4 separate regions of the Homo sapiens genome follow, and regions 2, 3 and 4 are each linked to region 1. A link is a contact called in ENCODE Hi-C or POLR2A ChIA-PET data. All regions are on one chromosome and are shown on one strand. The core of a region is the stretch at or near the end of the contact, and the rest is flanking DNA. Distances in the headings are between cores, read along the strand shown. Region 1 holds the start of GPR137 (G protein-coupled receptor 137). Region 2 overlaps LTBP3 (latent transforming growth factor beta binding protein 3). Region 3 holds the start of HNRNPUL2 (heterogeneous nuclear ribonucleoprotein U like 2). Region 4 holds the start of MALAT1 (metastasis associated lung adenocarcinoma transcript 1).

Evidence for each region. A loop is a pair of places that touch in the nucleus more often than their neighbours do. ChIA-PET counts read pairs that join two places held with the same protein, here RNA polymerase II (POLR2A). Pooled maps may share reads with other maps.
Region 2: a pooled map shows a loop between it and region 1 (6-fold over the local background). The contact joins the enhancer-like site here to the promoter of GPR137 in region 1. A Hi-C loop is called at or near these places in 1 of 50 pooled maps. POLR2A ChIA-PET finds 5 or more read pairs at or near these places in 2 of 52 experiments (WTC11 and activated B cell).
Region 3: a loop to region 1 is called in a pooled map, with 24 times the contacts of the local background. The contact joins the promoter of HNRNPUL2 here to the promoter of GPR137 in region 1. A Hi-C loop is called at or near these places in 7 of 50 pooled maps. POLR2A ChIA-PET finds 5 or more read pairs at or near these places in 2 of 52 experiments (PC-9 and activated CD4-positive, alpha-beta T cell).
Region 4: a pooled map shows a loop between it and region 1 (5-fold over the local background). The contact joins the promoter of MALAT1 here to the promoter of GPR137 in region 1. A Hi-C loop is called at or near these places in 1 of 50 pooled maps. POLR2A ChIA-PET finds 5 or more read pairs at or near these places in 3 of 52 experiments (CD4-positive, alpha-beta T cell, T-cell and activated B cell).

Annotation. Positions count from the first base shown.
Region 1 is chr11:64,284,595-64,287,294 of GRCh38, forward strand. It overlaps GPR137 (G protein-coupled receptor 137), which reads left to right and starts at 1,254. Exons shown (of 7, transcript NM_001170880.2): 1 at 1,254-2,287; 2 at 2,371-2,420. The coding sequence starts at 1,931. It overlaps BAD (BCL2 associated agonist of cell death), which reads right to left and starts at 71. Exons shown (of 4, transcript NM_032989.3): 1 at 37-71. RefSeq lists silencers at 1-240, 591-1,330.
Region 2 is chr11:65,545,186-65,547,885 of GRCh38, forward strand. It overlaps LTBP3 (latent transforming growth factor beta binding protein 3), which reads right to left. Exons shown (of 28, transcript NM_001130144.3): 13 at 2,505-2,636; 14 at 2,254-2,382; 15 at 1,613-1,735; 16 at 1,257-1,379. Among named protein-coding and RNA genes, the nearest start is that of LTBP3, 12 kb to the right of the region's middle. RefSeq lists silencers at 1,126-1,395, 1,406-1,705, 1,836-1,905, 2,406-2,585. Within about 2 kb of position 1,451, at least 19 of the 41 ENCODE cell types and tissues checked have a DNase peak (open chromatin) inside an H3K27ac peak, as active enhancers do.
Region 3 is chr11:62,726,195-62,728,944 of GRCh38, forward strand. HNRNPUL2 (heterogeneous nuclear ribonucleoprotein U like 2) reads right to left here and starts at 1,263. Exons shown (of 14, transcript NM_001079559.3): 1 at 425-1,263. The coding sequence starts at 962. TTC9C (tetratricopeptide repeat domain 9C) reads left to right here and starts at 2,292. Exons shown (of 3, transcript NM_173810.4): 1 at 2,292-2,750. The coding sequence starts at 2,655. It overlaps HNRNPUL2-BSCL2 (HNRNPUL2-BSCL2 readthrough (NMD candidate)), which reads right to left and starts at 1,190. Exons shown (of 24, transcript NR_037946.1): 1 at 425-1,190. RefSeq lists silencers at 704-1,083, 1,254-1,413 and enhancers at 1,674-1,723, 1,974-2,173, 2,564-2,673.
Region 4 is chr11:65,497,622-65,500,353 of GRCh38, forward strand. MALAT1 (metastasis associated lung adenocarcinoma transcript 1) reads left to right here and starts at 1,424. Exons shown (of 1, transcript NR_002819.5): 1 at 1,424-2,732. It also overlaps TALAM1. RefSeq lists enhancers at 1-615, 185-424, 485-554, 1,115-1,184, 1,235-1,314 and 1 more and a silencer at 85-144.

The sequences.
Region 1 (2,700 bases), core at 4-2,503:
CCCGCCCCGCCCGTGGTGACGGCGCACAGGTCTCACCCCAAGCCCGATCTCGAGGCCCCTGACCCGGGCCTGCCGCCTCCCTCCAGCACCCCGGGCTCCGGGCCCTAGTTGCTTGGGCAACGGGAACTGTCAGCGACCTGGCCCAATCACCTCTCGGAACGTCACTCGGGTAGGTCCAGAGGCGGGGTCAACCCGGCCCGGCCCCGCCCCCCCGCCGGATCCAAGGCTCCTCGTCCGCATCCTTTTTCCTCCCTCCTTCGGCCCCGGGGCTCACATCCTCGCTGCCTCACACCTTGGGCGTGTGTGGGAGCAGGAGAGGGATTCTCTGGGGTCCCCATTTGGAACCTGGAGACCCACTTCTGCCAACAAGTCCTTCAGCCCCTCTGGGCCTTAGTTTCCCCCCAGTGAAGTGGGGATAGTGACAGCTCCCCCGGGAGCCAGTGAAAACTTTGTGAAGGGAGTGATTACTGCGGGCGAAGGCGCTTGGCACAGCCACAACTGAAGCTCAGCCGTCGGATGTGATTATTGTTGCTATTGTTACCGCTCCGCCTGGACTGGGTGCCCGGTCGGAAAGTCCCGCTCCCCGCTCCTCCTCCCAGGCGCGGAAGCTTCGCGCCGCCCGCCTCGGGGGACACCTCCCGCGCCATCTCGGGGGCACTGGAGATAAGGAAAGGAACCTCCTCCCTGGCTGGGATGGCTGCCCGGGCGCGGGAGGAGGGCCGGGGACCCGGTGAGGGAGGACCGTAGGGCCCGTGGGGGCTTCACGCCTGGCAGGCGGCCGGCCAGGTGAGCAGGGCCGCGGGCGCGCCGGGGCGAGGGGCGGGCCCGCGCGGGGGATTCGGGGCTCCGCGGGTTCAGGCCCGGGGGCGGGGCCCGGGGGCCATCTTGGCTATGGGCGGAAGTTTTCTTCAGAGACCGAGGGACGGGAATCCGTTGCCGCCCCCGGCCGGGCGGCACGACCCCGATTTGGGTATAGGAGAGAGGAGCGTGGGAACTGGCGGACCCCCATACAAGTAAAGGCGGGCGGCACGGGGCACGGCCCACCCGGGGACCCCCTGGATGCGGCACGGCCCCCGCAACTCGGCCGCCCTCCTGCCGCCTCCCGTAACCCCGGGCGCCCGCCAGCGGCGCAGCTCGCGCCAATTCTCGTACGGTTTCACGCCGGGTGCGGCGCTGGACTGCGGAGCCAGCCGGGCCGCTGCGCAATTTGCGTAGCGAACGGCGCCCGCGCAGGCGCGGAGGGGGAGGGGGGCGGAGCAGCGGGAGCCGGGGAGCCGGAGCCCCGGGTCCCCACGACCTGAGCCGGCTCTCCCATCAGCGGCCTGAGGACCTGGCGTCCGCCTCCTCCCTCCCCTTGAGGCTGGAGCGTGGACGCGGTGGGGGAGGGTGGGGCGGGGGCAGCTTTCGAGAATTACGAGGACAGGAGGCAGAGGCCCTCCCCATCCGCATTATTGGAGGAGAGAGAGCCTCCCCCAGCTTGGGGAGGGGGAGAGCGGGGCATTGGGCGCCCCTCGCAGCGGCCGCTGCCCTGACCCGACGGGTATCAGCCGGCTCTCCCCCTCCACCCAGGACGACATGAACGACCGAGGCCAGGGAGTCCTCTCCTTGGGCCTCTGCATCCCCCCATCCTTGGCTCTGGGGTAGGCCCAGGGAGGAGACACCCCCAACCCCTATCCGGTCTGTCCTGGAGAAAAGAGACTGCCCTTCCATGCCCCTGAGTGAGGGGCCTGGGGCCCAGGCTGCCTGTGTTCCCCAAGGGCAAGGGTCTCTCTGTTGAGGAGGAGGGGCCTGTCAGCCACAACTTCTTTCCTCCTGAGCGCCCCATCTCCCTCTCTGCACCCTGCAATTCCCACCCCTCCGTATTTATTTCCCTGGTCCCGCCGACAGTCCCTCCTTGTCTGTCTCCGGGATTCAGGCCTCCCTCCCTGACATGGAGAGTAACCTGTCTGGCCTGGTGCCTGCTGCCGGGCTGGTGCCTGCGCTGCCACCTGCTGTGACCCTGGGGCTGACAGCTGCCTACACCACCCTGTATGCCCTGCTCTTCTTCTCCGTCTATGCCCAGCTCTGGCTGGTGCTTCTGTATGGGCACAAGCGTCTCAGCTATCAGACGGTGTTCCTGGCCCTCTGTCTGCTCTGGGCCGCCTTGCGTACCACCCTCTTCTCCTTCTACTTCCGAGATACTCCCCGCGCCAACCGCCTGGGGCCCTTGCCCTTCTGGCTTCTCTACTGCTGCCCCGTCTGCCTGCAGTTCTTCACCTTGACGCTTATGAACCTCTACTTTGCCCAGGTAACCAACTGTGGTCCCGGGTGGGGGGCGGGAGGTGGCAAGCCTCAAGGACCCACAGGAGTGAAGGGCATCTCTGCTCCTAGGTGGTGTTCAAGGCCAAGGTGAAGCGTCGGCCGGAGATGAGCCGAGGCTTGTAAGTACTCGGGACACTGGTGGGCTCAGCCTCCAGGTCAGGGGCAGGTGACAGTCCCATGTAGATCCCTTCCCACCTCTCAGGGCTGAGACAAAGGCAACCCAGGGAATGTCTGTGGAAGATCTTGGAAAAGTTAAAGCACCTGGCGCAGATGGCTCAGCAGAGGCCTTGCAGATCTGCAAGGCACAGGAATAGGAATGCTTGTGGTAGTGTGAGGGAGAGGGCCCCAGTGTCATCCACCATGGAGGGCGAGCTGGAGGCTCCAGCCCATGGAAGCACC
Region 2 (2,700 bases), core at 201-2,700, 1.3 Mb after region 1:
GTGCCCCTCAGGCGCCCCTGCCATCCCTCCCCCACCATCTCCTCCAACGCCTTCCGCAGCCTGCCCCTGAACTGTCAGTGTCCACAAGGCTCTGCTAGATGCTCTGCTTACCCAACCCACCTTGGGTTGGCTAAGCAGGCCCACCCAAGACTCCATAGCTCCCCCGGTCCATGGTCCATCATTCCAGGTGGGTATGCTGGCATCTCCTGCTGAGAGGCTCACAGGCACAATCCATTCAATTTGTCCAATGTGGAGCTCAGCATTTTCCCTCCCAAACATGCCCACGCATGAGGACCCATTCCCAGTGAGCAGCACTACCCCCTCACTCACCCAAACTGGAAACGGGGAGGGGTCGTTATCACCCTCGCTTTCACTTGACATCCAGTTAAAAAACCCAGGAGGTCTAATATTTCTCCAATATCATCGTCTCATGGCCATCCTGAGCCCACCACTCATCCTGTCCACCACTGTCTCCGCCCTAAGTCTCTGCAACAGACCTCCCTCCACAATCAGCAGCAGGGAACGTTCTAAAACAAATGGCAAATCTTGTCACTCTTACACTTAAAATGCTGCAGGTGCCCTCTAACACCTTCTGGGTGAAGCACAACCTCCCAGGCAGGACTTAGGGGGCCCTCCAAGGGATGGGGACCTGTCCCTCCCCGGCCAGCCTCAGCCCCCATAGCCTGATCATTCCTTACAGTTCCCCAACACCCCACCCTCTGTCTCACCTCTGATCTGCCAGTGCCAACCCCTGTGCCTGCCATGCTGTTCCTCTCCTCCTTTCTTGCCCAATTCCTAGTGATTCTTTAAGATGACCCAGGCCTCCTTCCTCCCATCCCGCTGTGTCTCCAGGAAGCAGCCCAGCTCCATCCAGGCCCAGCACTGCATGCTACAGTCTGTCTTTCCTTCTCCAGTTTTCAATGAGTCCCAGCCCCCAGCCCCGCCTCTTGGCGTATAATAAACAGGAGTGCAGGGGGGAGTACTATCGTCTGCCCTCATTCTTTGATATCTTTTTTCCTTCAAATTTAAGTAACATGCTTTGCAAACGCAGCTTCGAGCTCTACCCCGAGACCCTTCCTACGTGGAAATTCTAGTGGTGCCTTCCTTGGCAAAGTTCGTTGAGAAAATGAGTGAGCAGAGTCACCTGGGGATGAATGAGCCACCTTCCACCCACTGTTTACAGACAGCGTGACCCGCTCCCCGGCTTCAGCGCGTAGGGGGCGGCGGAGGCCCGGGGCGGGGGTGCTGGCGCTCACCCAAGCAACTGCGGCCGTCGGGCGCGGGCGCGTAGCCCTGGGCACAGGTGCAGCGGAAGGAGCCCGGGAGGTTCTCGCACCAGCCAGGCGAGCAGGGGCTGCCCTCGGCGCACTCGTTCACGTCTGCGGCGGAAAGACCTAGCCTCGGACTCTGCCCCACCGGAAGGCGGACCGCGCACCTCGCGGGGGTGTGGGTCTCTTCCCTGGAACGCGGGGTTGAGAGGGCAGCCTCTACTCCCGGAAGGCCCCGCCCCCAGACGCCAATCACCACCGCTACCCCGCCCCGCCCCCAGCGGAGCCAGACTGGGGGAGGCACCTGACGGCCCCACCCACTCGGCTCCGGGCCCCGCCCTCACCGCGACAGGCCCCGCCCCCCTGGCTGCGGTAGCCAGGCTGACAGGCGATGCACTTGAAGCTCCCGGGCTTGTTCTCGCATTTGCCATCCGGGCAAGAGCTTGGGTCCCGGCACTCGTCGATGTCTGCACGGGAGGGAGAAGGAAGAGGACCCATCTGGGGACAACGCGGGTGGCCCGGCTCCCAGCGTCCACAGCAGGGACTTCCTCCCACACAGATCAACGAGGCTCCCGGACCCCAACCTCTGAGAGGCCCAGAGCCGAGCATACAGGCCGGGTGCGGTGGCACACGGCTGTAATCCCAGCACTTTGGGAGGCCGAGGCGGGTGGATCACCTGAGGTCAGGAGTTCGAGACCAGCCTGGCCAACATGGCGAAACCCCGTCTCTACTAAAAATACAAAAATTAGGCGTGGTGGCAGGCGCCCGTAATCCCAGCTACTCGGGAGGCTGAGGCAGGAGAATCGCTTGAACCCGGGAGGCGGAGGTTGCAGTGAGCCAAGATCTCACCACCGCACTCCAGCCTGGGCGACAGAGTGAGACTCCGTCTCGGGGGAAAAAAAAAAAAATGCAGGCACCCCAGCCCCACCCCAGGTGGAGAGACAGCTAAGGAGCTCCTTCTTTGGTCTGAATGGGGTCCCCTCACCTTCGCACACAGGAGGCCGGGAGGCTTTGAGCCGGTAGCCGGGGTAGCAGTTGCACTTGTAGTGACCGGGAAAGTTGATGCAGAAGCCGCCGTCGCCGCACAGGTGGGGCTTGGCGCATTCGTTCAGGTCTGTGCGGGAGGAAGGGGCCACGAAGGGGGTGTAGGAGGCGGCGGGCAAGGGGAGGGATTACACGGCGGTCTGGAGGAGAGCCCGTCCCACCCAGGGCCGCCTCCGCCCTGGCGGCGCTCACCCACGCACGAGCGCCCCCCGGCGCCCACGTGCAGGCGGTAGCCGCGGTTGCAGTGGCAATTGTAGGAGCCGCCGGTGTTCATGCAGATGCCCCTCCCCGGGCCACAGGGCTCTGCCTCGCACTCGTTCACATCTGAGAAGAACGGGTAGGCCAAGAAAAGTCAAAGGAAGCGTCGTTATCTGGGGTCCCCCCCCAC
Region 3 (2,750 bases), core at 13-2,512, 1.6 Mb before region 1:
TGCTTAACATTTTTACGGCGAAAAAGTTAGGTCAGGTAGCCCAAAGACCTGACCCTCTAACTGTGGGCCTAGTTCTCCGTGTAATCCCCAATTGCTTAGCACTTTCTCAGCTAAGAAAAATATAACAAGCACCGTGGGAGACTGTTCCACAGGTAGCTCACAAGTAGTTCGCATGCAAAATCACTCACTGCCATCCACTATCACCAAGGAACCAAGTTAGGCAGGAACCTTCCTCCTGCAAAGAGTAGGGCCACGAGAGGCGGCCTAACCCCTCAGAAAGGTGGGTAGAGAATGAAAGGAGTTCCATCAAATGGCACTTTGAGGCAAGCGAGAACAAGGACTCGGACCCTGCGGTGCAGGGCGGGGTGCTAGATCAGGGGCGCAGCCGGCAGGTTGGAGCCGGGCTCGGCTGCCAGCTCCTCACCCTGTTCCTCGGCGGCCTTGTCACCCGGCACCTCGGATCCCGGCGTCTCGTCCCCGCTCCGCTCCTCGGGTTCGTCTTCCTCCCTCTTGCCGAGGCCCTGCTCTTCGCCACCATTTACCCCGCCTGACCCGGCCGTGGCCTCCGCCGGCTTCTCGGAAGCATCTGGCTCGGCCGCGGCCTCCATGGCTGCCGCCTCCGGGGGCTCCGGCGGCGGCTGCGCGGCCTGACCCAAGGCTTGAGCAGGGGGTGGCTCCTCGTCCTCGTCCTCAAGCAGCGCCTCCTCGTCCTCCTCCTCCTCCTCTTCGTCCTCCTCCTCGTCCCCGCCCGGGCCGCCGCCCGACGCGGCCACAGGCCGAGGCTCCGCCTTGCAGGCCCCGCCGGGCCCGGCCCCGCCGCCGCCGGCCTCGTCCTCGAGCATCTCGGCGTCCAGCGCCTCCTGCAGCCGCTGCGCCAGATCCACCTTGAGGCCGCGCGAGTCCAGGCCCCGCCGCTGCAGCTCCGACCGCAGCTCGGTCACTTTCAGCCGCTTCACCTCCATCGCCGCCGCCGCCTCCTCCGCCTCCCGCCGCCTCCTCCCCTGCGAACCGTCGACCGAGTCCGACCGCGCAGGCGCCGCCGCCGCCGCCCGCCTCCGCCTCACGCGCCAGCACTGAGCCCGCGCGAGCGAGCGCACGCACGCAGGAGCGGAGGCCGCGCACGGTCCCGCTGCGCAGTGTTTGCTTCTCCTTCGTCTCCCCTCCCCCTTTCGGCTCACGGAGCCCAAAACAACGCAGCAGGGAGCTGTTTCCCCTCCAGGCCCTTGGTTCCCCAGCCGCGGGCAGGCGCGCGCGGAGGACGACGGAGTTCCTCCCGCTTCCTCCCGCCCTCTGGCGCCCCCGGGCCAATCGCCGCCGGTGCTTTTATCGCGCAGCCGCAGTGGAGTCCAAGACGGGCAAGGCTGGCTGCAGCTCAAGTGCCTCGTAGCACGGAAGCGTGTGCGCGCCGGTCTTTCAGTACTTCCAGCCGGGGAGTTCTGCGCAGCCGCCCGGAGCTCCCCGATGCCATGCCCCTCCCACCACCCTTACTTCCGTCTGACTTCCATTTGCTGTGGCGTTTTAGGGGTCGCTAGCCTCTTTTCCCTACTGTCTGTGCTTGCAGCAGTAACGACAAAAAAAAAGTCATTAGAGAATGTGTTGCAACATGTAAGCCTAGTAGCAATTGTTTTTCTGGCTAGGAAGCAAAAGGGCTCCCCAGAACGAAGAAATACTGTAATCCGGGCCCTCCTTTTTCCTCAACGCCTCAACTTCTACCCAGCAACAGAGGCCCTTGAACCCGCCCTTTTTCTCTTATTGGACAACTTGAATCGTCATTTGCCGTTCCGATTGGTCATCCGTGATCGTCCGGATTTTTCCAATTGGCGAAGCTGCCAGGGGAATTTTTTTTTTTTTTTTTTCCCAGGTTGGTCCGCTGAGGAGGCGGGGTCGTTTCTGCGGGATTATTTTTCCGGAGCCTCTTCTGATTGGGTGGTGTGGCGCAATGCGCGCGACCCTCAAGATACCAAACTGTACGCATCTCTGACCCTTTCCTCTCCTTGCTCCTGCTGGTAAACCGAAGCCCAGGAGACTTCCAGGTTTGGGCATCTGCAGAGGGCGAGGAACTGGTCACGGCGCCGGGTGGGCTTGCAGCTGTGACGCTTATGTGGACACCTCAGTGTCGCTGGTGGTTCACCTCGGCTTCCCAGTTTATTTATTGACGTCAACAAATAAATGTTGAATAAGGAAGAAGAGTTAGAATTGCTTGAAGCCCTCTGGAGTTTTAGCACTAGTCCCGCCCACTCCCTTCTACTTCCAGGTCGGGGGGGGGCGGGTCCAATAGAAAGGCGGAAGCCAGTGTCCCAGGCGTTCTCACGCCCGCAACAATTCCTGAGTAGGGCCTTGCTTGAGTTCTTCGGAAAGTCTCATCCACCCCCACATCGCCTCTTTAGGAAGTCACTTAATGTTGGGCTTCATTATTCCCACATCCCTTTCCTTACTACTTGCCTGCACTTCTTGAGAAAAAGACTGCAGAAAGGAGAGGTGGGGCTTTCAGTAGAAACAAGCAAACCGCAGGTCCCTGTGGGGGGACTCTCCAGGAAGAAGGGTAATTTCCTGCCTCCTTAAATTGGCTGCTACTGTCAGTTATTTTGCTCCCAACCCCAGAGCTTCACTTGCTCCTTCACTTCCCAGTTCCGCAAGAACCGTGGGCGACAGTTATGGAGAAGCGTCTGCAGGAGGCTCAGCTGTACAAGGAGGAAGGGAACCAGCGCTACCGGGAAGGGAAGTACCGAGATGCTGTGAGTAGGTACCAT
Region 4 (2,732 bases), core at 174-2,673, 1.2 Mb after region 1:
GGCTCACGGCCCTCGCGTATCCCTGCGCGGCGCTCGCGAGCCGCCCCTCCCCCGGCGTTTGTCCCTGACGCAGCCCCACCGGTTGCGCAGTCCCTCCCCGCCCCCGCTCTCCCCTCCGCAGCCTGCAGCCCGAGACTTCTGTAAAGGACTGGGGCCCCGCAACTGGCCTCTCCTGCCCTCTTAAGCGCAGCGCCATTTTAGCAACGCAGAAGCCCGGCGCCGGGAAGCCTCAGCTCGCCTGAAGGCAGGTCCCCTCTGACGCCTCCGGGAGCCCAGGTTTCCCAGAGTCCTTGGGACGCAGCGACGAGTTGTGCTGCTATCTTAGCTGTCCTTATAGGCTGGCCATTCCAGGTGGTGGTATTTAGATAAAACCACTCAAACTCTGCAGTTTGGTCTTGGGGTTTGGAGGAAAGCTTTTATTTTTCTTCCTGCTCCGGTTCAGAAGGTCTGAAGCTCATACCTAACCAGGCATAACACAGAATCTGCAAAACAAAAACCCCTAAAAAAGCAGACCCAGAGCAGTGTAAACACTTCTGGGTGTGTCCCTGACTGGCTGCCCAAGGTCTCTGTGTCTTCGGAGACAAAGCCATTCGCTTAGTTGGTCTACTTTAAAAGGCCACTTGAACTCGCTTTCCATGGCGATTTGCCTTGTGAGCACTTTCAGGAGAGCCTGGAAGCTGAAAAACGGTAGAAAAATTTCCGTGCGGGCCGTGGGGGGCTGGCGGCAACTGGGGGGCCGCAGATCAGAGTGGGCCACTGGCAGCCAACGGCCCCCGGGGCTCAGGCGGGGAGCAGCTCTGTGGTGTGGGATTGAGGCGTTTTCCAAGAGTGGGTTTTCACGTTTCTAAGATTTCCCAAGCAGACAGCCCGTGCTGCTCCGATTTCTCGAACAAAAAAGCAAAACGTGTGGCTGTCTTGGGAGCAAGTCGCAGGACTGCAAGCAGTTGGGGGAGAAAGTCCGCCATTTTGCCACTTCTCAACCGTCCCTGCAAGGCTGGGGCTCAGTTGCGTAATGGAAAGTAAAGCCCTGAACTATCACACTTTAATCTTCCTTCAAAAGGTGGTAAACTATACCTACTGTCCCTCAAGAGAACACAAGAAGTGCTTTAAGAGGTATTTTAAAAGTTCCGGGGGTTTTGTGAGGTGTTTGATGACCCGTTTAAAATATGATTTCCATGTTTCTTTTGTCTAAAGTTTGCAGCTCAAATCTTTCCACACGCTAGTAATTTAAGTATTTCTGCATGTGTAGTTTGCATTCAAGTTCCATAAGCTGTTAAGAAAAATCTAGAAAAGTAAAACTAGAACCTATTTTTAACCGAAGAACTACTTTTTGCCTCCCTCACAAAGGCGGCGGAAGGTGATCGAATTCCGGTGATGCGAGTTGTTCTCCGTCTATAAATACGCCTCGCCCGAGCTGTGCGGTAGGCATTGAGGCAGCCAGCGCAGGGGCTTCTGCTGAGGGGGCAGGCGGAGCTTGAGGAAACCGCAGATAAGTTTTTTTCTCTTTGAAAGATAGAGATTAATACAACTACTTAAAAAATATAGTCAATAGGTTACTAAGATATTGCTTAGCGTTAAGTTTTTAACGTAATTTTAATAGCTTAAGATTTTAAGAGAAAATATGAAGACTTAGAAGAGTAGCATGAGGAAGGAAAAGATAAAAGGTTTCTAAAACATGACGGAGGTTGAGATGAAGCTTCTTCATGGAGTAAAAAATGTATTTAAAAGAAAATTGAGAGAAAGGACTACAGAGCCCCGAATTAATACCAATAGAAGGGCAATGCTTTTAGATTAAAATGAAGGTGACTTAAACAGCTTAAAGTTTAGTTTAAAAGTTGTAGGTGATTAAAATAATTTGAAGGCGATCTTTTAAAAAGAGATTAAACCGAAGGTGATTAAAAGACCTTGAAATCCATGACGCAGGGAGAATTGCGTCATTTAAAGCCTAGTTAACGCATTTACTAAACGCAGACGAAAATGGAAAGATTAATTGGGAGTGGTAGGATGAAACAATTTGGAGAAGATAGAAGTTTGAAGTGGAAAACTGGAAGACAGAAGTACGGGAAGGCGAAGAAAAGAATAGAGAAGATAGGGAAATTAGAAGATAAAAACATACTTTTAGAAGAAAAAAGATAAATTTAAACCTGAAAAGTAGGAAGCAGAAGAAAAAAGACAAGCTAGGAAACAAAAAGCTAAGGGCAAAATGTACAAACTTAGAAGAAAATTGGAAGATAGAAACAAGATAGAAAATGAAAATATTGTCAAGAGTTTCAGATAGAAAATGAAAAACAAGCTAAGACAAGTATTGGAGAAGTATAGAAGATAGAAAAATATAAAGCCAAAAATTGGATAAAATAGCACTGAAAAAATGAGGAAATTATTGGTAACCAATTTATTTTAAAAGCCCATCAATTTAATTTCTGGTGGTGCAGAAGTTAGAAGGTAAAGCTTGAGAAGATGAGGGTGTTTACGTAGACCAGAACCAATTTAGAAGAATACTTGAAGCTAGAAGGGGAAGTTGGTTAAAAATCACATCAAAAAGCTACTAAAAGGACTGGTGTAATTTAAAAAAAACTAAGGCAGAAGGCTTTTGGAAGAGTTAGAAGAATTTGGAAGGCCTTAAATATAGTAGCTTAGTTTGAAAAATGTGAAGGACTTTCGTAACGGAAGTAATTCAAGATCAAGAGTAATTACCAACTTAATGTTTTTGCATTGGACTTTGAGTTAAGATT